Linked DNA regions of Homo sapiens: all the other regions are linked to region 2. Evidence: chromatin loops called from intact Hi-C (ENCODE). Cell type or tissue: B cell. All regions are shown on one strand. Each heading gives the region's core, and the rest is flanking DNA. Links, peaks and the distances in the headings are about the cores only. Region 1 overlaps DOCK11 (dedicator of cytokinesis 11). Region 2 has its middle 14 kb from the start of ZCCHC12. Region 3 overlaps IL13RA1 (interleukin 13 receptor subunit alpha 1).

Region 1 (8,000 bases), core at 1-8,000, 180 kb before region 2:
GCATTATTTGGAAATATTTCACTTCTCTGTATTCTTTGCAGCTCAAGTTTCCCTAGGGCTTCTGGTCACACACCTTCTTCTAGCATTGCCCTGGTTCTAAGGAGGAGAACTGAATCATGTTAAGACTTTACCAGGCTGGGCGCCGTGGCACATGCCTGTAATCCCAGCACTTGGGGAGGCCAAGGCAGGAGGATCACTTGAGTCCAGGAGTTTGAGACCAACCTAGGCAACATGGGAAAACCCCATCTCTAAAAAAATGAAAAATTAGCTGGGTGTGGTGGTGTATACCTGTAGTCCTGGCTAATCTGGAGGCTGAAGTGAGAGGGTCACTTGAGCCCAGGAGGTTGAGGCTACAGTGAGCTATGATCATGCCACCGCACTCTAGCCTGGACTACACAGCAAGACCCTGTCTCAGAAAACGAAAACAAAAAAGACTGTACCAGTTGCAGCTGTACCAGTTGCAGCTATCTAGAATTATGTCACTTGGCTAGAGGTCATGGTTACAACAGTATGCTAGTAGCTTTTTTTTTTTAAAAAAGAGTCACCTAAATACTAATTACTAGTATCTGATTTAGACTTTCACAGTGAGCTTTGTTTAAAATCAATGTAACATTTTATTCTGTTAATTCAGATTTCTTATCCTATATACGAATTTGTTTAAATGACACAGGTATCATATTCTGTTACAGGCATCCAGAGATGAGTTTCCATGTGGCTTTACTTCACCTGCCAATAGAGGGAGTCTGAGCACTGACAAAGACACCGGTAATTAAACCTTTTGGAGATGATACATTGCGTGGGTGTTTAGACATGTACCCTCTACTTCTCAGTATTTTTGATATATTTCATAATAAAGACCATACATAGCTTGATCTCTACTAAAGTTTAATTAAAATCTGACTTATACTTGCAGTCAAATTTATTTGCCTAGGTTTCCTTGTCTAAGCTTATTTAGAACATAGCTTGGCATACTGAGAAAATAGAGGATAATGAGAAAAATACTGGTTTCCACTCTTCTTATCTGTCACCAGTTTTAAGCCAGATACTCCCATCTATGGGCTCAAGTTTCCTTGTCTATAAAATTGTCTTTTAAATTGTGTGGCTTTATTTTACGGCTTCCAAGGAATTTCTTGTCATTTTGTACATGCTAAAGTGTTTTGAAAGGTGAAAAGTTGCTTCACTTTTACATGGTTTCTTATGGTGTTTTGATATAATAAACTTCACATTTTAGATGTCCAAGATCTATTCCCTACATTAATGTCTCTACTTAAATTAGTTCCGTACTTTTTAAATATTTCTGACAGTTCCCCCTCTTGCCAACAAGGGCTTGACTTTTTTTTTTCCCCAGCTTATGGGTCTTTTCAAAATGGACATGGAATTAAGAGAGAAGATTCAAGAGGTTCCCTCATCCCAGAAGGAGCAACAGGATTTCCAGATCAGGGCAACACTGGTGAAAATGTAAGAACTTAAATATATAGGATGACCCTAGTGACACATTAGCCTGCAACAATTTTTTTATAGTATAAATATGAGCATCTGTACTCACCTGTAGTCCATCCTGGCTCTGCGAAAAGCATCCCATAATTCTTAGATATTTTAGCAGTATCTTCCTATAGTGGCAGCTGCTACTTCAATGTCTTAAACTATTTATAGAGAATAAGGCATTCATCCTCAAGAGTTCTAACTCTGAATATCTCCTTTAACCCTAGCACGCTATTTTAGTGAGGAGAAATTCAAGTTTAAAATATCTAATGTGCCTTGTTATTTAAAACGAAGCACATCCTGGCAGGATTAATGCAGTCTTTCATTCTTTTGTAATAGAGTAATGATATTAATTTGGGAGGAAAAAATATAGGTCCCAAAATTGACAATCTTAGGGTCCCAGCATCACTTAATCAGAATATATCCTCCCAACTCTTCTATCAAGTCGTTTCACGCCTACCATTAAAGTTTGAGATGTGACTGCCTTAAGGCAGAAAGACCTCATTTTAGACGAGTAAAGTTTTGCCATGTTGTTATGTAAAATCATTGAATCGTATAAAATTATATTAGAAGGGACTATAAGAACAATAAATTCCAACTCTCAATTTACAAATGAAAATTGGGATTATGACTTAGAACAACCAGCTATGGCAGGACCATACTCGAACCCAGATTTTCTAATATGAGCACTTTGTCTCCTATATCATGGTGCTCTTAGTGTACATCAGCATCACCTGGAGGGCTTAAAAAATAGATGTCTGGGCCTCACCCCAGGGTGAGATTCAGTAAGTCTGGAATAGGGCCTGCTAACATGTATTTCTAAGTTCCCAGGTGATGTTGATGCTGCTGGTTGGGTATTGTTACCCTTGAGAACCAGTGGACTATACTTCCACTGGTTCCTTGAGCCTTTGGGTAAACAGTAATTTATTCACAAATGTTTCTCTTTTACACCATTTAGAAATTGTGACAACAGGTACTGTCATAGCTAAGGCAAATAAAGGTCAGAGAGGTTGAATGACTTGCTAGTAGTCACATAGTAGCTAGGCAAGCAATCAGAACCTAGGTCTGTTTGCTCCAAGTAAAAGTTCTTCCTTAGTAAATTCCACCCTAGTCAATGGTGCATCCCCAGTTTAGCTCAACTGAAAGTATTAGTTTTTAAATTTTTTAGATTATTGTTATTCTATTCATATAAATCCCCAAATAAGTCAGATCTTGTCATGCTTAATTTCTGATATTTTTTAAAAAGTCATTAAATAATAGGAACACATCAGTACTTTGTAGAGGTACTAATTTTGAAGTATTATTGGGTACTCCTAAGTGTAATTATCGTAATATAATTAGCCCATTTTTTAATTTATTTATAGTTTTTAGAAATAGGGTCTTGCTCTGTCACCCAGGCTGGAGTGCAGTGACACGATCAGTGCTCACTGCAGCCTTGAACTCCTGGGCTCAAGCAGTCTTCCTGCCTCAGCCTCCTGAGTAGCTAGGACTACAGGCATGCACCATCACACCCAGCTAAATTTTTTTTTTTTTTTTTTTTGTAGAGACAGGTTTTGCTATATTGCCCAGGCTGGTATTAAACTCCTGGCCTCAAGTGATCCTCCCACCTGAGCGTCCCAAAACGCTGGGTCTACAGGTGTGGGCTACTGCGCCTGGTTTTATTAGCCCTTAAGATAGATTTTCTAATGTATGATTTGGAGGTTGGATTTTAATAAACTCTAAGGAAAGATTCAAATGAAAAAGTTTAAGATGTTTCTTATGCTTTCACTCCATGTAAAAGCTATCTTTCCTTAAATAGCCATGATTATTTTAAAATTTTACCACTAAAACACATGGCATATGAGAATGAAACACAGTATTCATGGCTATATCTTTGTGAAGACTCCAAGGTAATTTCTAGTGATATTACTAGCTATTACTAGGAAAGAAAGATTCAGCCCATTCACCTTCAAGTTGTGATATAAAATTTAGATTTATGTTTAGAATTTTCCCAAACAGATCTAATGATAAAAAAAGAGTTACTGAGTTAAAGGCTGTGGAAAATTGTACTGATACTATTTCACGAACATCCTGTCCTTACAGACCCGACAGAGTTCTACAAGGAGTAGTGTATCCCAGTATAACCGCCTGGATCAGTATGAAATCAGAAGCCTCCTGATGTGCTACCTGTATATAGTAAAAATGATTTCAGAAGGTGAGTTACCATCATATTAAGCATGGACTGTACTAGACATACACCCTCACAGGTTCACAAATTCATGCAACAATATTTGATCATCATCTGGAGGCAGAGCACATGCACATTATAAACAGTTATTTGGAGACTCTGACTTTAAAATGTTTCTTAAATTGAACTTCAAAATAGGTTCATGTCAGTCACACAAGTTCGAGTCTTTGAAATAATTTTAACATAATTTTGCAAATGAATTTCTAAAATGAGGCAATGGTTTTAGAAGTGCTAAACATTTTGTTTTCATGCAGAGCATTTAATTCATTAAATGACCAATGTAACTGAAAGGAAATAATAACCACCAGAATTCATATTTAATACTTCAGCTTTTATTTAACCCAGGATTTGACAAATAAGAAACAAAAAGACAGGAAGAGTTCTTGAAGGGTAGGGAATGTCATCATTATCTTTGCAGCAACACTGTATGATATTGTCTGGTATCGCGTTCTTTGTCGGGCTCTGTTTTTTCTCCTTGGTATAGAGCCGTATTTACTAGTGTCACCAGTTCCTCTTTACACTATATGATGGAATACAACCGAAGGACTTTCATAAACTGCATGTCCTCGGGAAGTAAAAGCAGGTTATTTCCAAATACCACATTTACTTAGACAGTTCCCTCCCTTCTCTTCCTTTTCGCAATACTTTTGCTTAAAAAAAAAAAATGCAAAAATGGAAAACATAAAAGCACCTGGGATCATCATAGTGATTGCTATCTTTTACTCATTTTCTATTTTTTTATTTTTAGTAATTATTTCGTTTTAAATATTTTATAATAATGCAGGATGTAAAGACATAAAATAAGTTGATATCTAAGTAGCTATAGAAACATTAAAATAAATAGCTAGATATGAGTAAATTCTAAAGTTCATTAATAAAATAAAAATAACTGGAATATTCAAGTTCTAGGAATGTACGATTTAGCATAAATATCAAACATTATGTTGTGGAATCTGGAAATTGCTAACATTTATGGAGTTTCTTCTTAAGGCAATGAAAATGTTCTAAAACTGTGGTGAAGGTTTCCTTAGTCTTTGAATAAACTATAAACTATTGTAATATTGTGGGCTATTTATGTGGGCATTTTTATGATAAATGAATCTCTCAGTAAATGTTTTTTTTTAAAAAGAGGCCCAATCTTTATCTGTTCTCCACTCCCATTGCCACTTGACTAGCCTTAAAAAAAATAGGTCCAAGAGATACATTAGAAAAAAAGCAGAAGTGAACAAAAAAGCGGTTGAATACCACCACAGCCCAAAGAATGAGGGAAAGAGAGAGAAGGTAGGAGGAGGGGAAAAGCTGCATTGCTGACTAGTTCTCTCCCCTCCTCCACTGTAGGTCTCACACACACATACACACACATATACATCACATTCTATACTAACCAGAGACAAGTCTCTGGTTGTTATTTTTAATGTCATGGGTAAAACCATGACTGTTTTTGTTTTGAAGATGGAGTCTCACTCTGTCGCCTAGGCTGGAGTGCAGTGGCAGGATCTCAGCTCACTGCAACCTCCACCTCCCAGGTTCAAGTGATTCTCCTGTTTCAGCCTCCCGAGTAGCTGGGACTACAGGCGCCCGCCACCACGCCCGGCTAATTTGTTTATTTTTAGTAGAGATGGGGTTTCACGGTGTTAGCCAGGATGGTCTCGATCTCCTGACCTCGTGATCCGCCCACCTCGGCCTCCCAAAGTGCTGGGATTACAGGCGTGAGCCACCACACCCGGCCCATGACTGTTTTATTTCTTGTGAACTTGATAGTTCCTCTTATTCTTGCAAATGTTGACCATGCTTGCTCAGTGGCAGTACTCTGTGCCGAATATTCAGTCTTTGTTAATTAGGTTTTGTAGTCTTCTGCTCTTGCTTTTTGATTTTAAAAAGCACATTTTCAATAACTAGTATACAGTCTATGTCACATCTGTTTATCTTTTATATGTATAAAGTCATGCTGTATATCTGTAAAGTCATATTCATTTTGTTCTAAGAAATGTCTTCTAGATCCTTCTCAATGGATGTATTCTAATTACTTTGTCTTGTCCGGTAAATATTGTTTTAGTTACTCTATATGCATTTAAATATTTATCTCTTTCAAGTCCACAATCTTGAGGTCCTCTCTTGGCTTTCTTTTTTATTGAGTCATAAACAGTAGCAACTTTAATGTCAATGAAAAGATGTTCTATCTCTACACTTTTATATGGATTCTGGAGAATAAATTTCATTCTCTACTTATAGCTGCATTTTATTAATTGACAAAAATTTGCTATTTCAAAGTCTTAGATTCATTTGCCAAACATTTTCAGGCCTTACTGCTTAGTTTATTATATCGTGAGAAAAGGAATAAGAGTCAGGAGTTACCAGTTACGAAGTCTGAATTGACAAGAAGACTGTTCTGTTGGAAAAGTAAAACATTGTTGCTTCCTTAAGAGAGAAGGTGGTGGGGGGCGGTGGGGGGGGGGGTGAGGGGGGTGGGGGGGATGGGGAAGCTACTTCCTCTTTCTTTGTGACTGTGTCTTCACTTTTCTCTTTAGCCCAGACTCCAAAAAGACACTCTCAGTATCACATTGAGGCTTATCGGCACCATACCCTGCACTTGTAGATTCATTAATATTCTCCGAAGCAGACTGTTCATTGGAAGGTATCTGGTTAGAGCTATCTCTCACTGCAAATTTGGTGTTAGAAGGAATAGCAACCACTGCTCTTCTTTTTGTACTAGATTTTAAAGTAGAGTCTAAAGGCAAGACATTCAAAGGGATTATTTTCTTTTCCTTTGCAAGAGGGCTATATGAGGTTATAGAATAATCCTCTAAAGTTTCCAGTAAACTTTCAGATACATGAGTTGGGTATTCTCCTGGGGAGATAGCGGAAGGGTTCCATGATGTGCCAATCTGAGTTTCTTTTTGCGGGGAGACCTTTGTTTCAAGTGTCCCTTTTGGCTGGCCAATCTTGTCTTCATGAAGATTGAAAAAATCTTGAAATTCATACCTCTTTTGAGGACTAAGTGAAGTTGTTAAAAGAGAACTTGCCAGTGGCTTCTGGCTGGCAGGGTCTTCTATGTTAGGCTTAGTGTCATTAGAGGAACTTTTCGCAAAAGAGGTCTCTGGCACTTCAAAGAGGCCTTGACTAAAAGATGGAGCTGGAAACTCTGAACTTTGTTGCAGTTCCTTTGTGCTCGTAGGTTTCATCTGCTTACTTTGTGACTGGCTTATCGATTTGATAGGCACATGCCTCTGCCTTCCTTGTGCAGGCTCCCTGACTGAAAAATCTGACATAGTCATTTGACTACCAGAAACGAAGTCATCACTACCAGAAGTCTGAAATTGTTGTTGCCTCATTATTATTTTAGAAAGCCTTTTATTTTCTTCTCGTAATTTATTTGTTTCTTTAGTGAGTTCCGCAATAAAGAAAAGATTTTGTTGTTGGATTTCATAATAGTCTTTCTCTAGCGCAAGCCTGTATGTTTCTGTCATTGAACAGCAGTCACAGGTTTTTGCCTTTAACTGATCTTTCAAGTCATTAATGGTGCTCTGCAGGACTCTCTGCTGTTTAGTCAACTCTTTAATTTTGGCTGTGGAGCCCGTCCGCCTCCCGTCTGACAATCGCTGTTTCCTCAGACTTGTTAATTTTGCCTGTAGACGCCGCAGCTCTTTATCATGGAGCTCTTTTAGCGCCAGCCATGTTTTTTTAAAATTGTCAGATTCCAAATCACATACACTAAGCCGTGATGATTCTCTTCCTGAAGATTTCTTACAACCTCTCCTCCCTCCTACACCCTCGTTCCCTGCCTGCATCATGTTTCACAGATTTGGAAATGGGAGGGATGGCCTCGTCGCTCAACAACAGTGCCGTTAAGAAAATGGCGGACTTGCAGTGGATTGGAGCTAGTTCGCTGTGAGGGCGAGCACTTTTACCCCTTTCACAGACCTTCTCCGAAGCTACCTTAGGACATGGGGCGAGGGAGATGGGTGCTCACCGTTGGACGCAAAGTCCCAGGTTTTCGCTGGAGAGGAGGCACCAACTTTTCGGCTAGAAGAGCTAACCCACAGGAGAGGGAGGCCAGCACCCTCAGGCAGTGGCGCAGCAAGCTGCCCTTTGACCGGAGGCCGGAAACGCAGGGACTTCTGGGGGGGAACCCAAGCTTCTGTGAGTAGACACCCAGTGGCAGATAGGCGAAAGCGGAAGTCACTGCTAGCTTGATATATATTTTTTTAATTTAATTTTTTTTAGATGGAGTCTCACTCTGTTGAGCCCAGGCTGGAGAGCAGTGGCGCGATCTCAGCTCACTGCAACCTCC
Region 2 (10,549 bases), core at 1-8,000:
CCTGACCTCAAGTGATCCACTTGCATCAGCCTCCCAAAGTGCTGGGATTACAGGCGTCAGCCACAGTGCCCAACAAATTCTGGAAATTCTTTATAAGCGTAGTCAGACATCTGTGAAGGAAGTGAAAACTGAAGTTTGGCCTTGAAGCTTAGAAGTTCTCACACAACCAAGACATAGTCTTCCTTAAAACAGAAAAAAAACACAGCCATGCATACACACACACACACACACACACACACACACACACACACACAAATGCCAACTTCTAATATGTCTACGGAATGTTTTTGCAAATGGTAGTACAGAGCATATCTGTGTTGTGTAATTTTTTCCCACATGATAAGGACCAATATAAACAAATTGGAAATGTGATACTAAAAGAGAGTACTTCAGCATGGATTAATTAAGACCAATATGGGGCAATCCTTTTCTGATATTTTACAATGCACTGAAAATTTTAAAGCAAGGTGGAAAAATAGGCTTATGGGTCTGAATGTTAGGTTGAGAAAAATTATCTGTGGTCAAGTGTGTGCTTTGTAAATCTGCTGAGTTTACACTTGATCATGCAGTTTTCTATAAGTTGCTGGCTTGAATACCACTGGGAAATATACAGACCATGTGACTATGAAACCAACCCAATTGTCCCACAGAGCTGATGTTTCTGATCTCTTTGAATAAACATAGAAATTGATCCTTCCAGTCTTAAAACTTGAGAAAGTTACATTTGTCTTATCTGAATTCCTTTCTCAGGAAACAAACCATCAGGCCTCCCAGAAAGTATCCGGGATCTGAAAATCACCAAATCACCACATCCGGACAGTGAGAAGCCAGATCCCTCACCCTTCTTGATTGGCTGACAAACCAACTGCTTCCTGTTGACCAACTCCTCTTCCTTATCCCTCCCTAATTCCTGTTTTCCCACACATGGTTTCACTTCTTCCCTGCTATACAAACACCTAATTTTAGTTGGTCAGGGAGATGGAATTGAGACTGATCTCTTGTCTCCTTGGCTGCTGCACCTGATTAAAGCCTTCTTCCTTGGCAATACTCATTGTCTCAGTGTTTGCCTTTCTGTGCAGTGAGAAAACAGGACCTAGATGGAACTCCTGCTGTTTTGGTAACATTACTACAGACCTCTCAGAATGGCTAAAATAAAAATAATGACAACACCTCAATAATAGTAAGGATGCAAAGAAATCATATCACTCATATATTTCTTGTGGGTACATAAAATGGTACAGCTACTCTGAGAAAGAGTGGCAGTTTGTTTAAAAACGAAACATGCAACTATCACATGGTCCAGCAATTGTACTGTTGGGCCTCTATCCCAGAAAAATAAAAACATATGTTCACACAACAAACTTTACATAAATGTTTATAATGGTTTTATTCATAATTTACAAAAACTAGAAAAACTCAGATATCCTTCAATGGGTGGGTGAATGGTTGAACAATTTTTGGTACAGTCACATCATGGAATACTACTTAGCAATAAAAGTGAATGAATATCACCTCACGCTCATTAGAATGGCCACTATAAAAAAAAACCCATAAAATAGAAAGTGTTGGTGTGGATGTGGGGAAATGAGAATCCTTGTGTGCTATTTGTGGGATTGTGAAATGGTGCAACAGCCATGGAAAACAGAATGGTAGTTCTTCAAAAAGTTAGAAATAGATCTACCTAGGCTGGGTGCGGTGGCTTACGCCTGTAGTCCCAGCACGTTGGGAGGCCGAGGTGGGCAGATCAACTGAGGTTGGGAGTTCCAGACCAGCCTGACCAACATGGAGAAACCCCGTCTCTACTAAAAATACAAAAATTAGCCGGGCGTAGTGGTGGGCACCTGTAATCCCAGCTACTCGGGAGGCTGAGGCAGGAGAATTGCTTGAACCTGGGAGGCAGAGGTTGCGGTGAGCTGAGATCGTGCCATTGCACTCCAGCCTGGGCAACAAGAGTGAAACTCCGTCTCAAAAAAAAAAAAGAAAAAAAGAAAAAAAAAAGAAAAAAGAAAAAGAAATAGATCTACCATATGACTCAGCAATCCCACTTCTGGGTATTTATGCAAAAGCATTAAAAGCAGGGTCTTGGGATATTTGCACACCCATATTCATAGCAGCAGTATTGAAACATGGAGTCTGGGAGCAGCATTCCTATGATCAGTGTCTATGCTATTCCACTTTGTGCTTTTATTAATTCATTCAAGAAGGCTTTTGACGAATATAGATCGTGTACGAGATGCTGTAGTAGATTCAAAGAATAGAGCATGCTTTCTTTTCTTTTTTAAAAAATTGAGATGGTGTCTCACTATTTTGCCCAGGCTAGTCTCAAACTCCTGGGCTCAGGTGATCCTCTTGCCTGCCAAGTAGCTGGGACTACAGGTGCAGTGCATACTTTCTGTCCTATTATTGCTGATAGTCCAGTGCAGGAATGGCAAATTTGTTTCATTTTGTGGATCAGTTCTTCTGGAATACTGTTTCCCGAAGGATTTTGAGATTGGGTTTGGGCTCAGTGGGAAGATGGCTAAGATCTATCAGTGATGTCTCTTGTTGGGTACTGGTGGGGGGGTGTTGATGTACTTGTGCCACATGGTTGCCACCTTGGCTAAGGGCTAGAGTGACATATTTATGTATATAAATAATGGATTATCAACAAGACAGAATATTAGCAATTAGAGTTATGAAAGGAGGTCCAAGTAAAGTGCTGTATACAGGCAGTGGAAAAAATGATGGGGGTGTCGGGGCTGGGAGGATACCCAGAAAAGTTTTTTGAGGGCAGTGCTAGTTGGTCTGCACATTAAAGCAAGAGTAGAATCTGAAGAGATTAACAAAAGGGGGCATCCCTGTCCTCAGAAGGAGTTTGAGTAGAGTGGAAGGATGGATTGTGAGAGAAAGATGACAGAGATAAGCAGATGACCTAGGGATTAGGCAAGAGGTGGAGAGGATCCGCTCCATGCCTGGCAAACAGGAGAGGAGGACACAGATCTGAAGTAGTTTAGAGGTTGACTCACCAGGACTCCATGAATGGGAGGGAGATGCTCAAAATGTTATAGAGAAGCACAGGCTTGGGTGGGGAATGGGGAGTAGATGAGAAATACGAATTTCATTTTGGACATGTTCACTGTAGTATGCTAGAGGAACCATTAGGTTATGATTTCCTACAGGGTTGGGGACACTCACGGATGGCAATGAGAGGAGGGCAGCTTCAAGAGTCAGGGTTATGGGAGCCAGCTGCCAGGGAAAGACCAATGAGGTCATTCCCAAAATAAGACACATTGCAAGCCCTCTCAGCACAGTGTGAGGACAACCCAAATCTAAGCTAGCTCTGGGGGCAGTCATGGCATGGTAGGTTAGATGTCAAAGCAGAGACTTCATCACGAACTTGGCAGCCCAAGAGTAACACACTGCTGCCATCTGGGGGCTGCATGTAGAAATTGTAATGGCAGCTTTGTGAAAGCCACTTAATGAGAGAGGACATTATTTTGGAACCAGCAAGACCCTTCCTCTCAAAAGCCTTTTATAGTTCTTCCTTAAATTCTTTTCTGCCTAGTTCTACTTCTCTGTCCCCAATGAAGGAAACCATGGGTGCACATGTTCTGTAGCATATTTCCAGAAGGACTGAACCCCTGAAAGCAGAATACTTTCAGTCAGCTACAGCATCCTAGCACTGGATTGAGATACTCCATGCTGCTGCTGCTACTGTGCTCTAGCAACTGACCAAAGTTCTTGCCTGAACCACCCTCTGCCGGATCTCCCAAATCCCCTCATTTTGACTTCATCACTGCCTGGTTCTGACCTTTGATACTAGAATACTGAATTTTTGCCTCCAGGGGCACAATTTACTCTTCTATGTTTTCTTTTGCTAGCATCTTTTTCCTAAGTGGAACTGGATTTTCATTTACTCATTTTTCATTCAACAAACATTTATTGAGTGGCCACAGTGTGTCAGGTACTAGGATACATTTGGGAGCAAAAATAGATGGGTCCCCTCAGAAACCTGTATTACAGTCTAACTGTAAAGACAAAACAATCATTTTAAATGTGATAATTGCTATGAAGGAAAGGTCAATGATGCAGTGAGATGTAGTGAGGTGAGATGAAGAAAAGGTCGATGAGGCTGTGAGAACAGGTAACAGGGGATTCTGACCTAGTCTTGCAGGGTAGCAAAAACTTTTCTGAGGATGTGACATTTAAGCTGAAATTTTAAGGATTGGTAGGAATTAGCCAGAAATTAACTGTTCTGAAAACTATGAAACCTATAAGACTGGGAAAGAAGGGGCCATCCTCCTTGTTCCTCTGTCTTCTACAGTGGTAATACAGCAGGGAGATTCAATTGCTTTACATAGGACAGTCTCTAGGAAGATCTTTCATTCTGAATTAGCATGTCAACTACAGTGAAAACATGTCTAAAAAATAACAATTACAACAACTAGAAAATCAGGAAATGTAGAAATAAAGAACCCCCCCTAAAACTCCTCCAAATTAGACTGCCCTAATGAAAATAGGAATAGGTATAAACAGACAAAGAAATACTAATGTTCTTGAAGTCTTGAAATACTATCTTTTGGTTTATTTCTTTTCATTTTTATTTTTCATTTAAATAATTGAACCGATTTTTTATTTTTTGAGACAGGGTCTTGCTCTGTTGCTCAGGCTGTGGTGCAGTAATGTGATCACACCTCACTGCAGCCTTCAATTCCTGGGCTCAAGCAATCCTCACACCTCAACCTCCTGAGGAGCTGGGACTACAGGTGTACACCACCACACCAACTAATTTTTTTTTTTGTATTTTTAGTAGATACAGGATTTTGCCATGTTGTCCAGACTGGTCTTGAACTCCTGGGGTCAAGTGATCTGCCTGCCTCAGCCTCCAAAATTGCTAGGATTACAGGCGTGAGCTGCTGTGCCCAGCCGAACTGCTTTTTAAAAATCTCCATATACACTTATTTGAACAACTTGATCATAATTTCTGAAATCTTTTAACACATCAGACCTGAACCAAATCAAGATACCAAAACCCACCTGAGCTTCAGATGCCTCATTGGTAAAATAGGGATTATAGTATAGTAATAGCTACATCTTACGGCTTTTGGAGACTTAATGAGTTGACACTTACAAAGCACACCATTGCCCTGCTCATTGTAAGTGCATAATACATGTTAATATTATTATTCCAGGGCTGACCTGTTTGTAGAAGGTGTCAGGGGAAAATATTTCCAGGTTGATGGAACGTTGAGGTTGCTTCAACCCCATGCCATGGTTGGTTACTTCAGCTACGCAAGGACCAGCCCCGACATGAGAAATGATAAGTGAAAAAAAGAGAATCAAGCCCAGTACATAGCATATAATTCACCTGGCCTGCAGAAGTACACACAAAAGCTTATTCTGTAGTTCATATTCATAAGAGATATCCCCTCCCTCGTTCCTAACAGGTAATCGTCTAGTCTCTGCCTAAATCCCTGCAGCAACAGGGAGTGCCCTATTTATGGAGAAAGGCCATTTTATTTATTGATAGTTCTAATTTTCTGGATCTATCTTCAAATTCCAGAGTAAAAAGTCATTTTTATCATGTATCTTCCCATTAATCTTCCTTATGCCCTGGAGAACCAAACAGAACAAAAAAAGTCCTCACTCAAAATTGGCAAAATTGAGTAAGGACATAGATTACAATATTGCATCAACTATCAAGTGTCCTAATTTTGGTAATGGTCTTCTATAAGAATGGCTGTGTCCCTGGGAAATATGCATTGAAGCATTAGGGAGTAAAATGGCATGATGCATGTGACCTGCCTGCAAATAGTTCCTAAAAAAAAAGAACATTAATATGTAAGTAATGAGAGAGAGTGATAAAAACAAATTGCCAAAATATTTAAAATTGGTGGGATCTGCATAGATGGTGTATGGGAATTATTTGTTCTACTTTTACAACTCTTCTGTAATTTTTAAATTATTTCTAAATAAAAAGTTAATAAAAATCCTGGGCTGGGCATGGTGGCTCACGCCTGTAATCCCAGTACTTTGGGAGGCTGGGGTGGGTGGATCACTTGAGGCCAGGAGTTTGAGACCAGCCTGGCCAACATAGCTAAACCCCATCTCTACTAAAAATACAAAAATTAGCTCGGTCTGGTGGTGCACACCCATAGTCCCAGCTACTCGGGAGGCTGAGGCAGGAGAATCGCTTGAACCCTGTAGGTGGAGGTTGCAGTGAGCCAAGGTGGCACCACTGCACTCCAGCCTGGGCGACTGAGCGAGACTCTTTCTCACCAAAAAAAAAAAAAAAGATAGTAAAAATCCTCTCTCTTCCATAGCAAAGCTCTTCAAAGGTTTGAGAGCAATTACCACATTTATTCTGTTCTACATTTCCATCTCACTTATTTGCTTACTCTTCACTCATTCATTTATTCTTTGATAAATATTGATTGAGCACTTGCTTTGTACTATGCCCAGAGCTGGGCACTGTGGAAGTGGTGGAGAAGAAAGTCAATTCTACCTGGCTCTCATGGAATTCAGGGGCACTTGGTGGAGTCCAAAGGTAATCAAATTATTCTACAAGTAATTGTATTATTTCTAACTCTGATAGGGCTATGACATAAGAATCAGGGAGGGTGGGATGGTATGAGAGAGCCTGCCAGAACGTTCTGAACCTGCTAAGTGGACCCAGCATTTAAGGTTGTAGGGGTGCAAAGGGCAGTGTGCCAAAGAGATTAGCATTCCTTTATGAAAAATCTCTTGGCTGAGGGGAAGGATTTGTGAGCCCAGGTGAGCAGCTTTGGACAAGCTGTTCCATTTGTCAAGTTGTTCCATCTGCTTCCTTAAGTGTCACAAAGTATTGAAGAGAGATTGCCTGGGCTTGAATGACAGCTGCTGTTTCCTAGCCATGTAGTTGTGAAAGAGGATAGCAGAGCCTTGGTGCCTTCACGCAGATTGAGACCCTTGTCCCCCATCAATCATAGCTATGTCTGATGGCATGGCTATGGCAGTTGGGTCCCTTGCCACACAATTTCAAGCCTGGGCCTGAGTTGAGCCCAGATGAGTCCTGGGAACAGAAACTCCAACAGGAATCATGTCAGTTTCTGTAACAGGATTTGCCTTGCAACCTAGATGAGAAAACTGAGCTTTAGAGTCATCAGCATGTATTTTTTTTCCCAAGAAAAATAGCCATTAAATGTGGGGGTGGATTTGAAGATCAAGCTGAGAATGTGCATGTGAAGCTTAGCACTTAGAACATAATATGCCTCCAACAAATGGCAGCTATCATTCTTTTCATCACTGATACCAAGGTGGGCTGAGTGAAGAAAAATGAGGTGGCTGAGGATGCTGGATATTTAATACCTCCAGGGCACTGTCAAGGGACAGGGGACAGGGCTCCAAATGGAAGGATGCAAGAACTTGCTTTTTTTTCTTTTTTTTTTTGAGATGGGGTCTTGCTCTGTCGCCGAGGCTGGAATGCAGTGATATGATCTCGGCTCACTGCAGCCTCCACTTCCTGGGCTCAAATGATCCTCCCACCTCAGCCTCTCGAGTAGCTGGGACCACAGGTCCACATCACCATGCCTGGCTAATTTTTTATTATTTGTAGAAATGGGATCTCCATATGTTTCCCAGGCTGGTCTTGATCTCCTGGACTCAAACAATCCTGGCACCTTGGCCTCCCAAAGTGTTGGGATTACAGGCATGAGCCACCGCACCCAGCCGAGAACTTACTTTCACCCATCTCATAGTTTTGCTTGTGATGATCACCTAGTATTCTAAACAGTCAGTACTCGAACTCTAGTGCAATATTATTCATTCAATGAATGTTTATTGAGTACTTGCTATATGACAGACACTGTCCAGGTGCTGGGGCTACACAAGGAAACAAAACAAGTGAACACTTAGCTTCATATTTCTATATACCATGAGAGTTTTCACAGTGCTTTCATGTCCATGATTTCATCTGTTCCTCATGACAATACAATGAGATAGGTCCTATTATTATTTTCATTTTATGGGTGGGGGAACTGATATATCCAGAGATTAATTAATTAACTCAAGAGCGATAGAACCCAGGCCCCAGGTTGTAGTTTAATGCTCCCTTCACCACACACACATTCGGAACGGCCACCATCCTGATCTACCTCTTGCCAGTCTCCCTCTTGCCAGTGGGCCCCCAGGGCTTTCCAGCCTGACTTCTGCCTCTGGACCCCACCCTCCTCCCCCACTTGCTCTAGATCTTGTCTCTGCCACAGCAGTCCAGCTGATCAGTCAGCAAGGATTTCTGAAGCACCCAGCACCATGATTTTACCATGATTTCCCAAAGGGCTACTTGGGTCTCAGTCATTTCAGTCAATCCAGACCAGCAGGCTGGCCTACATTTTCTGAGGTGTTGCAGCTATGCAGAATTGGTTGGACTTTTTGCTGGGCCCCTCTATGGTGGTGCTTTGGGAGGGCACTCTCCTGTGTTCAGATAACTGGGGCAGAATTAGAGGAATTAACAAAATAACAGTTTTGGATGCCAGGTTCCCCATTAGGAGTTTGACTCTGCACTCCCTCAGATTTGGTGGCGTGTGCTCTCCTGCTGGTAATACACTTCCTGTGACCTGGAAATCCTACTGCTATATTCCTTAGGTTTGGCCAGACTTTAAAACCCGCCAGATCATTGCAACTTAAGCAACTTCTAAGAACATCTCTTTACCAGGTGTTATTTAGAGAACGCAAGAGATTTACGTCTGCTCTGAAATGTTACATTGGCACTATATAAACTTTCCCAGTACACAAAGCTCTCAGGCTTTTGGACATGTTTTCTCCTATTAAGTCATATAAATAGCTTAATAAAACAGTATTTGGTTAAACATCATTTGAATTTCCCACTGAATGATGGTTATATTCAACTCCAAGAAAACGTGGAAAGTGCAAAGGCTTTGGAATTAGACGGATCTGTTTTCAAAACATTACGCCACCTCTTAAAGCTGTGTGACTCCAGGCTTCTTACTTAACCTCTCCGAGTGTCAGTTTCAATTACACATACCATGCCTGTAATCCCAGCACTTTGGGAGGCCAAGCGGGGTGGATCATTTGAGGTCAGGAGTTTAAGACCAGCCTGGCCAACATGGTGAAACCCCAACTCTACTAAAAATACAAAAATTAGCCAGGCGGTAGTGGTGCACGCCTGTTATCCCAGGTAGTCGGGAGACTGAGGCAGGATAATTAGTTGAGCCTGGCAGACGGAGGTTGTAGTGAGCTGAGATCACGCCACTGCACTCCTGTCTGGGCAACAGAGTGAGACCTTGTCTCAAAAAAAATGCAATTGTATTATTTTCATGTATGGTATCTAGAATAAATGGAAAATAGGACAATAACAGACATACAACAGGGACTCAGAATTAATGTATCTCATAACGAGCTTTAGAAAGAAATAATAACAGATGCCAATTATAAAGCACTTACATGTCAAAAAACATACTCAGCTGGGTGTGGTGGTAGGCACCTATAGTCCCAGCTACTCGGGAAGCTGAGGTGGGAGGATTGCTTGAAGCCAGGAGTTGGAGGCCACAGTGAGCTATGATGAGTACAGTGAATGGCCACTGCACTTCAGCCTGGGCAACAGTGAGTTCCCTTATCTAAAAAAAATATTCACAAGGTATTACAAGGATAATCTTCTTTAATATGCACAGTAACATTTTAGCTAGATGATATTATAATCTCCACTTACAGATATGGAAACTGAGGCCCAGAAGGATTGTGAAACTAAAACTTAAGTGGTAGATGCAGAACCTATTTGGTTTTGCTGTAGAGCCTGCATGCTTTACCACTATTTCCCTATCTTTAGTGCTTTGCACAGGAACCAAAGAAGCACGTCTTTTAGGAAAGTCAAATCTTTTTACTCTATCCAACACTCTCTCCACTCCTATTCCCTCTTTTAATCTTACGGACACTTAATTTAGGAACCCTTTTCTTGAAATATCTGGAATCAATAGCCTGGCTCAGTCCAATATTTTAACAATTCAGTGTAGTCCACATACACTCAGGTGAATGAGTTTAATGTTAACAGTTTATTGAAAATAGAACAGATATACAGAAATGTGCATAAAACATGTATGTAGATTTTTAACAAATCGTTAGAAAAGAAATACCCATGTAACCACCAAGAAAGATCAGAAATCAAACACTAGGATGCCACAGAAGCCCTCTGTGGTTCTCTTTTTAATCAAAGCTCTTCTCTCACCCCCAGGCGGAACCACTAGCCTGACTTTTATAGGAATAGTTCCATGCTTTCTTTTAGTTTTTGATCATCTCTGTATGCAAGTCTAAGCAATATAGTTTAGGCTCACCTTTGTTTGAACTTTATATAAATGGATCCACACCGTAAATATTCTTTTTCTAAAAAAATCTTTATTGTGATATAGTGTACATCTTTAAAATTCATCCTTTGAAAGTGTACAATTCAATGGTTTTTAAATATATTCAGTTACATGACCATCATCACAATCAATTTTAGAACATTATCATCACCACAGAAAGAAACCCTGTACCTATTAGCAGTCACTCCCTTTTCCTTCCTACCCCCAACCCCTGG
Region 3 (8,000 bases), core at 1-8,000, 56 kb before region 2:
TTGGTTGGGTAGGGCTGGGCCCCATCTCTTAACCTCCAGTCCTTAGCTCTATGTGCCCTTTGCTCTAAGCCATTCCATTTACCTGCTTTGTACTGATCACAAACACATGAAGTGCTGTTTGTAAAATTATAAAATTCAGGACTGCCAGGAGATTTGAAACAACTTACCTGCCCTATTCTCCTTTCCTTAGGAGTTAACGAAAAAAAAAAAAAAAAAAACGGCTAGATGCAGTGGCTCACACCTGTAATCCCAGCACTTTGGGAGGCCAAGGTGGGCGAATCACCTAAGGTCAGGAGTTTGAGACCAGCCTGGTCAACATGGAGAAAAATAATAATAATTAGCCAGGTGTGGTGCATGCTTGTAGTCCCAGCTACTCAGGAGGCTGAGGCAGGAGAATCGCTTGAACCTGGGAAGCAGAGGTTGCAGTGAGCCAAGATCACATGACTGCACTCCAGTCTGGGTGACAGAGCAAGACTCTGTCTCAAAAAAATAATAATTACTATACTATGACATAAAATGGTTGATGATGGCTCAGTGTAGTACCCCTTCAAGGATCATGAGGGATAACAGATTTACATTTTAAACAGAGGTGTTTAATTTAAAGACATTATACCTTAACTAAAATGGCTTTATAAAGATAGAGATTTTAGGTCAGAAAGATACTAGGGCTCTTAAAGTCATGACACTTAAGAGGCAACTACTAAGAGTTAAATTAGGCTTACCTTTCCCCAGAATTGCTTCAGGAGGAATGTTTGTTTGTTTGTTTATTTAGAGACAGAGTCTTGTTCTGTTGTCCAGGCTGGAGTGCAGTGGCAAGATCTTGGCTCACTGCAACCTCCACCCCCCTGGTTTAAGCAATTCTTGTGCCTCAGCCTCCCGAGTAGCTGGGACTAAAGATATGTGCCACCACACCTGGCTATTTTTTGTATTTTTAGTAGAGACAGGGTTTTGCCGAGTTGGCCAGGCTGTTCTTGAACTCCTGACCTCAAATGATCCACCCTTGTTGGCCTTCCAAAGTGCTGGGAATACAGGCGTGAGCCACCCTGCCTGGCTGAATGTTTATTTTTTAAAAAATGTGTCAGTATTGATCAAAAGACAGAAAGTTAAATTGTACCTCAATAATTTTTTAAGACAGATATATATAAGGGTTGTTTGTATATCCACATTCATTTAGGAATTGTGTAGATATTGTCTATGATTGAAATAGTTTTTGATCTTTTATCTCTCCCTCCAGTTAGGAATATTAGTTAGGGTCCCTCAGTGATAGGGAAGATGTTTTCTTTGTATCAGGAGGTAAGAGAGAAGGTTGTGAACAAATTAGATTTGAGTTTCCTCCATCCTGGGTGACTTCTGGGTAAAATGGGGTGAGAGATGAAGCATTTGCTTTCTGACAAAGCAGCATGAAGCACTCTCATCATCCCCATGCCAAAGAGTGATTTGCTACTTTGCATTACAAGGAAAGAAGGGTCTTAAACTCTTGGCCTGGATATTCTAGGTGATCCTGAGTCTGCTGTGACTGAGCTTCAATGCATTTGGCACAACCTGAGCTACATGAAGTGTTCTTGGCTCCCTGGAAGGAATACCAGTCCCGACACTAACTATACTCTCTACTATTGGTGAGTATGTACAGTACAATTACTGGAAGACTGATTGTAATTGTGTTGGGAGCCTTTGGATCCAACCTAGTCAAAAAAAAAAGAACTGTTTAATTTTTTCTGCAAACTCAACAAGATGGACAGTTTGCTTCAATGAAAAATGCATCTGTCTTTGGTGTCTACTTTTTAAATAAACTTTCTATTTTTAAATATAGATCCTGTATATTACCAGAAAAAATGTACAGAGAGATCCCATATACTCCACTCAGTTTCTCCCAGTGGTAACATCTTGTGTAACTATAGTGCATTATCAAAACCAGAAAATTGGCATTGGTACAATCCAAAAACCTCAGTCCTATTTCAACAGTTTTACATGCACTCGTGTGTGTGTATATGTAGTTGTATGCAATTTTATCACATGTGAAGATATACAATGGTTGCATCACCATAAGGAGTTGCTCTTTTATAGCCACACTCACCTCCGTCTTAAACCATCTCTCCTTGTACACCCCTCTCCCCCAATCCTCTAACCTCTGGCAACCACTAATCTGTTCTCCAGCTCTTTAATTTTATTATTTCAAGAATGTTACTGAAATGGAATCCTATAGTATATAACCACTTAAGACTGGCTTAAAAAAAAAAAACTCAGCGTAATACCCTGGAGATCTATACAAGTAGTTGTATATCACGAGGCCACTCCTTTTTATAGCTCAGTAGTATTCCATGATATGGATGTACCAGTTTTTTAAACCATTCATTCATTAAAGGATATCTCAGTTTTTTCCAGTTTTTTGCTATTATGAATAAAGCTACTGTAAATATTCACATACAGATTTTTATATGAACATAACTTTTCATTTCTCTGGAATAAATGCCCAAGAGTGCAATTGCTGGGTCATATAGTAATGGCTTATTTAGTTTTTTTTTTTAATGCCAAACTGTTTTCTAAAGAAGTTAGTTCACCTTACATTTCCACTAGCAATGCATGAGTTATTGATGTCTACTTTTAAAAAGGAAAATGATATGTCCGGGGTCAAAAAGTTGTTTGTTTGTTTATTTATGTTTTTGAGATAGAGTCTTGCTCTGTCACCCAGGCTAGAGTGCAGTGGTGAGATCTAGGCTCACTGCAACCTCTGCCTCCTGGGTTCAAGTGATTCTCCTGCCTCAGCTTCCCAAGCAGCTGGAATTACATGCATGCACCACCATGCCTGGCTAATTTTTGTATTTTTGGTAGAAACAGGGTTTCAACGTGTTGGCCAGGCTGGTCTCGAACTCCTGGCCTCAAGTGATCTGCCCATCTCGGCCTCCCAAAGTGCTGGGATTACAGGTGTGAGCCACCACACCCAGCCTCAAAAAGTAGTTTAGCTTCCTGCAAAACAACTTTGATATTTTGATATTTGATACTTTAGTATTTGGTATTTGTGACTATATCTACTACAAAGTTTGTTAAATTTCTAAGTTAGTCTTCCATCATTCCCTTTAGAGCCTAGAATTATTAGCAACAGAACAAGGAAGAAAGACCAGATTAATCCAGTTTAATTCAGTAAACCTTTATTTAGAACACTTTGTGGATAAACCACTGAATGCACAGCAGAGACAAAAAACATATCTCTTCTCTCCTAAAGCTCAAAATATAGAGGAGAAGATAGTGCCTGATACAGTGACCTGCATTAAATTAAGTAAGACAGTGTATGCTGAAGGCTGTTGCAGAGGGATAGATAGATTCCTGTGGGAAGTTAGGTTGGAGCTTGGGGTGGTGGTCGAGGGGAGGTGGATGGGTGGATGGAGAGGGGACTGAGAGGCTTTGATGAAGGAGGAAGACTGCCTAGATGGGGGAGTTTCTCTGATGCTGGCCTCTGGGGAAGAGCATTTTGAGAAATGGAGGTATTTAATCGTTGTGATGTCAGGGTGGAGAAGGGGAGACCTAGCATAGGCAGTCTGCCTCTACATGGCCTTGTTCCCTGACTGTCATTTGTTAAGACTTCTTCTGAGAGAATGGGATGTGGAGAGCCATGTCCAAGACTTGTGAAGCTACTGGATAAACATGGCCTTTCATGCTAGAGTGTCTATTTTGCCTGATGACATGATGGAAAGCATTTTTGATACATTAAAACACTCATGGCTATATCATGGAATAGAATGCAAAAAAAAAAAAAAAAAAAGTAACACACATTTTTGGATGAAAACCTCCAAAGTTGCCCCAGGATTCACATCCGCACTCCTCCCTGGTGGAAGGATCCTCCTGGCAAAGTTGGGAAATCCTGCAGGTGGAGCCAGAAGTTCTGTGTGGTTATGTCTGAGGTCTGTTTCTTTTTCCCCCCCTGATGTAAATCTCATTTGAGGTTTTGTAGTTTCACCTGCTCACTCTTGGTACCTGTTGTTTCTCCTTTACTTAAAACCCTTCAGTGGCTCCCTGGTGGCTTTAGGTTAAAGTCCAAACTCTCCAGCATGACAGACAAATCGCTTTATGACAGACCTGGCCCCTGTCAACCTCTCCAGACTCGGTTGCATCTGCCTCCATGCACCCCCGCCCCTCTTGCAGCCTACCATTCGCCCGCAGCAAACTTCTTTCAGTTCCTCAGACTGCTTTCTTCAAATACTCAAACACAACACTAGATTTCAAACAGAATATTCAAACAGAATAGTGGAAACATTCTGCATCCTCTTGTAGCCTAGGCCTTTCCTTTTCATTTGGATGCCTCTTATTTGTCTTTATCCTTATTTCAGCCCAGACACCATTTCCTCTCCAGAAAGCCTTCCTTGACCTCTCAAGTCTAGACATGTGTCCCTTCCTCTTGTCTCACGGCACCTTGCAATTTCTTGTGTCATACTACCCAGCACATTGTGTTGTCATTTCCTGTTACTTGGTGGTAGCCTGCTACAGGCTTCAGTTTCTCTTGAGAGCGGGAGCTGTGTCTTGTTTCTCCTGGTGCCTGATATATAGTAGGTATTCCATAAATAAGTTGTGAATGTTTGGTAGGATCCAAAGCTAGAGAATATTCAGGGTTGCGGTGATGACTTATGAGGTATAAGCAACTGAGGAATATTATGGTTCATGAATAAAAAGAGAGAAGGATTGAGTAGATCCAGCTCCCTAAAGAATTGCTAAGAAGGGGCCAAAGAACTAAGCCTTACTAAGAAGGAGTAGCCTGGCTGTTGATGTTGTAGTAAAGTTTAGGGAGAGCTGTTACACAGGCTTTTAAGATGTCTTGTGAGTTGGCAGCATCCATGTGTTTATTATGCTATTAACCCCTCTTGTTTTCCCTGGAATCATTATTGGTAAAACCGCAGGGAAAACCTTTAAAGAATCTATGTCTATATAAGGGACTGGAAAAGAAGGGAAGAAGTCTTAAAACTGTATCTCATTCCATGGCAGACTGGGTAGAAAATTATCCCAGCTATTAGAATCAGGGTGGCACTGGAGGCAGATGGTAGCCTAGTCCTTGGGGTTCTTCTAAGACAAAAATAGGGAAGTGCCTTGGGGATATACTAGCAAAAACAAAGTCTCAATGCAAATTGTTAAAAGAATGTTTCCTCTGGGTGAATGAATTACAAAAAAACCTGGACTGACCAATTTGAAAAAGCATTCCTCTTCCTCTGGGCTGAAGCAGGCTCTCACCAAAGCTGAGAGCAGATGGTACTTGGGCTGGCTTTCAGCCCTCAGTTGATGTCTTTTTGCAGGGAACAATCTGCACAGCCACTGGAGGTCGCTCAAGATGCAATTCCAAGATAGTGGTGGGTCACTAGCATCCAAGGGGGCAGATATCAAGGATCCTACTTTTTTTTGCGATAGGGTCTTGCTCTGTTGCCCAAGCTGAAGTACAGTTGGTGTGATCATTGCCCACTGCGGCTTCAACCACCCAGGCCCAAGCCATCCCCCCATGTCAGCCTCCTGAGTTGCTGGGATCACAGGTGTGTACCACCATGCCCAGCTAATTTTTGTGTTTTTTGTAGAGATGGGGTTTTGCTATGTTGCCCAGGTTGCTCTCGAACTCCTGGGCTCAAGCCCGTCTCGGCCTCCCAAAGTGCTGGGATTATAGGCATGAGCCACCGCACCTGGCCTACTTCTTGTCATATACAGTCCCAGAGCTGGTCATCAGCAGGGGATCTTTCTGTAGTGTAGTTCTGTGCCATCCAGTATAGGAGCCACTGGCTACATGTGGCTAGTTACATTTTAATTTAAATCAATTAAAATTGAATCAAATTAAAACTTCAGTTGCATAGTCTCGCCAACCACTTTCACAAGTGATGAGTGGCTCTTGTATTGGACAGCACAGATAGCGACCATTTCCATAATCCCAGAAAGTTCTGTTGGATGGTGCTGGTATAGATTCTGTATCTTATCCCCTTACCACCCCACAGCTTATTCTTTCTGGAGCCACACTGCTTGGGTTGAAATCCTGGCTCTCTTCCTTACTTTAGTGTGATTTTGGGTAAGTCCCTTCTCTCTCAGCCTTAGTTTCATAATCTGTGAAATGGAGATAGTAATAATAGTGCCTACTTCTTAAGGTTGTTGTGAGGGCTAGTGTTTAGAGCCATGACTAGCTGCTAGCATATGTAGAGTAAGTGCTCAATCCATAATAGCTATTATTACTATTGGCCAGGCGTGGTGGCTCACGCCTGTAATCCCAGCACTTTGGGAGGCTGAGGCAGGTGGATCATGAGGTCAGGAGATCCAGACCATCCTGGCTAACACAGTGAAACCCCGTCTCTACTAAAAATACAAAAAAATAGCCAGGCGTGGTGGCGGGCACCTGTAGTCCCAGCTACTCAGGAGGCTGAGGCAGGAGAATGGTGTGAACCCGGGAGGCGGAGCTTGCAGTGAGCCGAGATCCCACCACTGCACTCCAGTCTGGGCAACAGAGCAAGACTCCATCTCAAAAAAAAAATACTATTTATTATTATTATTATTGTTATTATCCCCACTCCTTTGCAGATGCAGTCAGTACACAGCGCTGGCCTCTTCCCGTCTCACAGAATTAGTACCTAACCCATATCTCCTTCTTTCTTGCTCTCCTCTAGATAGATCCTTTCTAATCAAAACCACAAAAGAAAGGGAGTCAAGACACAGTGCTCATTAGCAAGCACCAGAAATGGTTTAGGTACCAGTATAAATCACATCAAACAAACTGCCAGAGACTGTTTTCCCTAACCCCCAACCATAAAATACGGAGTCTTTCTTTTTTTTTTTTTTCTTTTTTTTTTTTTTGGAGACAGAGTCTCATTCTGTCGCCAGGCTGGAGTGCAGTGGTGCGATCTCGGCTCACTGCAGCCTCTGCCTCCCGAGTTCCAGTGATTCTCCAGCCTCAACCTCCTGAGTAGCTGGGATTACAGGCACGTGCCACCACACCTGGCTAATTTTTGTATTTTCAGTAGAGACAGGGTTTTACCATGTTGGCCAGGCCGGTCTGGAACTCCTGACCTCAAGTGATTCACCCACCTCAGCCTCCTAAAGTGCTGGGATTACAGGCGTGACCCATGGCGCCTGGCCTGGAGTCATTTTTTGAAATCAAAATAATTCATTGAAGCCCTAGGGCAATGACTTGTGTCCCTGTAGGGACAGTCTGGCATTGAACAGACCCCGGCCTGAAGAGCTTCAGACTAGTCATGCCAGCGAATTTTAGGGATTTTTTTTTTTTTTACCACATTAATCATCTTCTGAGTTGGGAGAATAGTCTTTAATTTGTCAATTTCCTTCTCATATCTGCAGTGTGACTCTGCAGATGAATTCAGTATATAAATTTTAACAGGAATCACCTGCTGTTTTAGGTTAATGTTTCACAAGAATTCAAGAAATGTTATCTATTCAGAACCAGTATTTTCCCTTCTATAATTATTTCTAAATTACAACAAAATTGTTTTAAAATTTCATTATCTGAGATCCATGAGCATATGCAGAATACTCAGGGTACAGAAATGAAAAAGGGATCAAGAAGATTGTGCATTCGAGGAGTTCCTTTCATCATTAAAAACAATTTTACACATGGCTTTCTTTAGTTATGTAAGAAAAATGTCATTAAATTTCTTCAGTTTCTGTTTTTGGCCATGGGCGGAAAACATTCCAGGACAGTCTGATCCAAAAACTAGTCATGACAATAACTTCATTTTTACAACACTGTTTTCTTCATAAACCACAGGGCGCTGCAACTAGGGGGAAAAGCTTATGTACTACCTATTGAAGGAAAAAAGCATTTTCTATATCGAAGCATTCCTTTGTGCAGCCTTTGAAGGAATAAATACATTAGCTCTGAGTTTTTTTTTTTTTAAACTGACTTGCAGCAGAATCTCCTGGAGAATTGCTGTTCAAATGCTGGTTCCTAGGTCCTGGCAAAACCTTCTAAATCAGATTTTCTGGGAGAGGGTTTGAGAAACCTGCATTTTAAAGTAGTACAGAGGATTCTGAGG

The links. A loop is a pair of places that touch in the nucleus more often than their neighbours do. Peaks named below come from ENCODE experiments on the same cell type or tissue, not always from the same donor. Only the 100,000 strongest peaks of a DNase experiment are listed, where the experiment ranks them.
Region 1: it touches region 2 in a loop (4-fold over the local background); 82 of 110 quality-filtered maps call a loop at or near these places.
Region 3: a loop joins it to region 2, with 2.0 times the contacts of the local background. A loop is called at or near these places in 14 of 110 quality-filtered maps.

The regions. Positions count from the first base shown.
Region 1 is chrX:118,626,815-118,634,814 of GRCh38, forward strand. It overlaps DOCK11 (dedicator of cytokinesis 11), which reads left to right. Exons shown (of 53, transcript NM_144658.4): 33 at 690-765; 34 at 1,349-1,458; 35 at 3,565-3,676. It also overlaps the pseudogene RBBP8P1. Among named protein-coding and RNA genes, the nearest start is that of IL13RA1, 97 kb to the right of the region's middle. In B cell, for the core only: no CTCF peak of the experiment used is centred there; DNase peaks (open chromatin) are centred at 4,957 and 6,207; H3K27ac peaks cover 1,363 bases.
Region 2 is chrX:118,804,182-118,814,730 of GRCh38, forward strand. It overlaps a transcript of IL13RA1 not described here. Among named protein-coding and RNA genes, the nearest start is that of ZCCHC12, 14 kb to the right of the region's middle. In B cell, for the core only: a CTCF peak has its summit at 3,410 (motif pointing left); a DNase peak (open chromatin) is centred at 3,400.
Region 3 is chrX:118,748,163-118,756,162 of GRCh38, forward strand. IL13RA1 (interleukin 13 receptor subunit alpha 1) reads left to right here. Exons shown (of 11, transcript NM_001560.3): 4 at 1,496-1,616. Among named protein-coding and RNA genes, the nearest start is that of IL13RA1, 25 kb to the left of the region's middle. RefSeq lists an enhancer at 4,084-4,183. In B cell, for the core only: no CTCF peak of the experiment used is centred there; a DNase peak (open chromatin) is centred at 4,319; H3K4me3 peaks cover 873 bases; H3K27ac peaks cover 2,733 bases.